2 separate regions of the Mus musculus genome follow, and region 1 is linked to region 2. The links are chromatin loops, found by intact Hi-C in ENCODE. Cell type or tissue: left cerebral cortex. All regions are shown on one strand.

Region 1 (2,500 bases), 85 kb after region 2:
TGACATGAAGAGTCAAGGAAACACATTTAAGCACTTGATGAATGTTGGCGTCCTGTCCTGTCTTTTTATCCCTATATTCCAGGCTATCTGAATGGTGCACATAGAAGATCCAGTAAAAAGAATGGAAATTACAGTCCAGACAAACATTCAACATCAATCAGAAGAGAAGCTATACCCATAGCCTGTGTACCCAGAGGCTGGTTTCTACAACCCTATAAGCAAAACATATATTCTATTTAAACGATCATTGTTTTGTGAACAGACTCGTACATCTGAGGCTGGCATCATACACCTAATCCTTTAGCCTCAGTCTTCCAAGGCTGGTTACAATTCTTCTTACTCTTTTCAATGTAGACAGTTGAGTACAGGGATTCTGGAAATGGGTAATTCTATGGAGCATTTAATAAAATATATCAATATTCTTCACTGGAAAAATACCAGAAGTGATCTGCAATAACCTGAACCAGAACTCAATTCTCAAGAATTAAGACTTATAATGATTATAATGATATCTTGGACTCATACAGGAAATATTAAATACCTGCTTGGAAGTACAGGAAAGAATGAACCTTCCAGAGAAAGGTACAATCAGGAACAAAGAATAAAATGGAATGCACACAAAAGTACTACTTTAATGATCTCAAACACAGAGAAAGTCCAACCACTCCATTCCTTATCAAATTTATAATCCACGTGTGGCTCACTTTATCCCACTTCTCAGGACTGTCACACAAACTTACATAGAAGCAGAAAATGTAATCCAAACCTGAATTGGCATTATATTTTGTGCAAGGAAACAGATTCGACCGCAGATTTAATTAAGAAAGGAATGAAAGTTATTTCTCTGAATGGGTAGTTCCTGTTTAATATCGAGGTTGAGTATCTGTTACTATCCCTCAATACAGGGCTGTGAGAAAGGAGACAGGAGTAGCAGTGAAGAATTAGAGTCTTGTGGGTTAAAACGGAACAAAACATTTCCTGAGAGAAGTCTGTGTCTGTCTCAGCTGACCTGCTCCATCCTCTGTCCCTGAATCAAAATGTTTTACTGCCCCCTGCTGCTTTTAGCTGCAGAAGCTGACAGAAGCTCTCCTCTCGCCCACTCTCCGTCACTTGGCCAGTGCCCTGCTCGTAGCATCCCCTTTTCTAGGATGAACAAGGTTCTGTTTTGTTACAAAACTGAACTTTTAGATTCACAAAGGTATAGTAATTGTACAAAAATATGCAGGAAGATCTCACAGCTTTGAACAGCCTGTGTACACTTAAGAAATGCTATGTACACCATTTATTTAGAAATTTCCAATTACACCTTTTTGTCAGGAAGGGATCACTAAGCCCCCACGCATCATATGTCTTTATTTGATGCTAACCCAAACTTTCTTACTTAAGTACACAAGCTGTGTATATAATTAGAGATTTCCCACATGTAATATTACATACTTTAGATTCAGCTGAATATAAAGTATGAGCTTGGCTTTTCCTATGCTATAAATATACGTGTATATATTAATTTTAGGTTATTTCAACAGGTACTATAGGCCTTAATTTTACCCTAAGTTCTTATTTAACCAAGTCCAGTGTGGTGACAATTATGTTTTCTTCCTTCTCGATATGTACATAGTGGTGTGGGTGTTGTATAAGTCACAAAAAATCTATGATGAAAATAAAACGAACAAACAAAAAGAAGAAAAGAAAGAGAAAAACAAAACAATACTCCACCACATTATTCATTCTTACAGTGAATACATAACTTCTAAGTCCATCCTAAGTGTGGCTTTCTTCCTATACTGCATCCATCAGATGTTGTTGCATGTCTGTTAGTCCTAAAATGAACTGACAAATATGTCTTCTCTTTTTCAGAAATTCAGAGTGAGGTGTAAACATGAGCAGAATAGTCTTTTTAAATTTTTTACCTTAAATCCTTGAAGGTATCTTGCAGTTCACCCTCCTGCAGGTCAGTGTTAGAACTTTTATTGCTTCCACTTAGGGTTGCACATTATTATGTAAAAGGTGACCAGAATATTAATACCTTAAAATAAAATTATAGATTATTATTTCTAAAACTTCTGTAAGGTGCTGAGGTATATGTGAGATACAAAATTATGTAGATGTTGGTACTGGCTGGGCTCAGATGGTGGTGTGGCTGAATCTCCATCCTCAACCATGACATGTCTTGATGTTCCTCACACTGTGGCAACAATTCCATGAAACTGTGTTGCAAATAACAAGCATTTCATGAAGACAATTCTCAGTATATACATCCTTGTCAACCCACTGATTGCATGTCACTTATTAGGGGTTCATTTGGCAATATATCTCAGCCCCAGATGCAGGTTGAGAAAAAGGCACCAAACAAGGCAATCAGTTTGAGAGGTATCTTTCATATTACCAACGTTAACAGTCCATTAGAATGTCTTACATTACATTAAATTTCCATTGAATTTCCCCTTCAAAAACTCCTTTAAATGCATTCTACCTTATAATTTCCAAAGTCCTATACTTA
Region 2 (2,500 bases):
AGAGGGAAGGAGGGAAAGAGAGGGAGGGAGGGAGGGAGGGAGGGAGGGAGGGAGGGAGGGAGGGAGGGAGGGAGGGAGAGGGAGAGGGAGAGGGAGAGAGAGAGAGAGAGAGAGAGAGAGAGAGAGAGAGAGAGAGAGAGAGAGGAGATTCTGCATTGAGATTCATACAGCTCATTAACTTATAGTGGTCCATAGAAAGTGTATGTAAGCAAATATGAGCTCAACGTCTTGTGGGAGGCAGAATAAGAACCCAAAGGAAGACACACACCGCATAAGAACTGTAGTGTTTTTCCTGTCTCTGTTCACAGATAGTTTAGCATAAAAAAGTATATTCAAGATCATTGCCCCCTAAATATTTACACAGCAATGCTAACTGTCATTATGTCACACACTTTTCTTTCTGTCCCCAGGCACTTCAAACAGCTGATCTTCAGGCTTTCTAGACAGAGTGTCCTTTACAATTTACTTAGTGGCTAGTGGAGACTAGAAGAAGGGATTCTACCCTGAACTTGATAGTAATGATCTTGGTCCCTACGTAACTTAGAAGGGCTTGGCTATGACAACAATCAGTGTAGAGACATAAAAACATGACAAGTTAGTTTAATTTCCTAGGAGTGAGCAAACTGAAAAATGTGGTCCGAGGGGATGAGGATATAGTAGAGCTTTTGAAAGTAAAAGATGCTTAGCTTAAGGAGCCAGAACATCGTAACTTATCGTTATTGAATCAAAACCAAAATATGAAAAGTCCTGAATTTTACCTGGAGAGCAGAAGGAAAGTTCAATTCTGGAAACAGGTTTGATGTAAGCTTATTTGCTAGAATTCCATTTTCCAAGCTGAAAACCTTGGTTTAATATAACACACAGAAAAACAAAATGAAAGAGCATATTATATGTTATTCTGTTCTCCTATTATTTGGCTGTAGGTAGAGAACTAGACACCACATCCTATGGAGAGAGTATCCCCGCTAATTACTAAGATAGAACAGGTTGTTTATTGATCTTGTTTTAGAAGTGAGTCAAAGCAAAAGTTCACATCCCCAGTCATAAACCTAGCCATTTGTCATCCAGAACTTTGTAATTTATTTGTACCAATCACACACTATGACTGACAACAGGTAGAGATAATGAGCTGCTGACCACCACTGTTCTATTGCCTCTCGCTTTCCTTCCTCTGAAGGACCAGCTCAGCCTCTAGCTGAAAAGACTTAGCTATCATAAGCACTGCCAATTAATGTGTTTTGTTGCATTTTTCTTTTGATCACAGAAAGGGCCTTTCAAAGTGCTGCAGATAAAATCTTCGGTCTTTGGCTTTCCTCCACTATGGATTCTTAGAGGCCTGAACTTTGCAAAGAAACTTTTTGTTTTCCCCAAATATTTCCAAGTCCAGAACTCAGTTAAAGGCCCCTGAGTACAGAACATTCATCCTTTTCTCAAGTTGCTACTGCTTAGTTTTACTCGAACACAAAAGATGGGCAGCCGCAGAACTCACATCCCAGCACTTAGCGATCTAAAGGTGCTTTCATGTTTCTGCCAGTAGCATGTACTGAGGCTCCGCTGGATTGTTCGCAACTAAGCTGTTGTGATTACACAGCCAAGTCCCCACCACTGCCTGCCAACCAGAGATTTTGAATAGGGCTAGTAAAAGCAGTGGCAGAGCCATTGAGAGAGATGGCAAATTTGATTAAATGAAAGAAAATAACAGGAGAAAATTCTAGAATGTTTTCACTATATTTTTGCTTTCCACTATAATTTTGTTTTCCAGAAATTGAAAAATGAAACATTTTTCCCTATTAAAATGATTGTTGATGCTATTTCTAGAATATTCAACACAGCACCCCTTCAAAGTTGTTTACAGATAATATTGAACTTGTGGATGTGAAAACTTTTGAGTCCATTTCTTGCTGAAGGTGAGCAACATAAACTCTCCGGGATCTCTACACAGGAAAACAAACTGTTATTATGACTCTGACTCCCTCCACCTACAATTTTTTTAGCCATTTACCATTTTAAAGTAAAACAGAATTTTGAGTCTCATTACAGAATCATGGACTTACAAGAACAAAATTTACATAGGAGAAGTCGTGCATGCTTTTGAGCTTGGCGTGTTTCCAACAAAAGACTTCATGTTGTGTTTTGGAATATTTATTTTTTGAGCCTGATACAGTGTTTTCATTTGGGATAATTTAACCTTAGCCCTAAAAGCCCAAATGGAAACTACCTAACTATTAATAATAAATGGATGTTTAAAAAGTTAATCTCCTGGAAGTAGACAGTAAAATAATGGTTGCTAGAGGGACACATATTGGTAAGAAAAAATGGAATAAGGACTGGAGCTTTTCTAGGCAATGCTTTCTTTTTTTTAACCCCAGCTTTTATGAACCTTGTACTTGAGCACACATCTTGCATCAAGTGCAGTGCAAGATTATCAAGATTTTTCATAGCCCCTGTGAAATCTCATGTGTACAGCACTCTTCTCTCTGGGCTTCAGTTGTATGGACAC

What was found. A loop is a pair of places that touch in the nucleus more often than their neighbours do. Peaks named below come from ENCODE experiments on the same cell type or tissue, not always from the same donor. Only the 100,000 strongest peaks of a DNase experiment are listed, where the experiment ranks them.
Region 1: it touches region 2 in a loop (2.4-fold over the local background); 9 of 42 quality-filtered maps call a loop at or near these places.

What each region holds. Positions count from the first base shown.
Region 1 is chr5:48,036,770-48,039,269 of GRCm38, reverse strand. The region is part of intron 4 of Slit2 (slit guidance ligand 2); the gene reads right to left. Among named protein-coding and RNA genes, the nearest start is that of Slit2, 55 kb to the right of the region's middle. In left cerebral cortex, a CTCF peak has its summit at 1,065 (motif pointing left); a DNase peak (open chromatin) is centred at 1,059.
Region 2 is chr5:48,121,866-48,124,365 of GRCm38, reverse strand. All of the region lies in intron 4 of Slit2 (slit guidance ligand 2), which reads right to left. Among named protein-coding and RNA genes, the nearest start is that of Mir218-1, 100 kb to the left of the region's middle. In left cerebral cortex, no CTCF peak of the experiment used is centred here; a DNase peak (open chromatin) is centred at 1,460.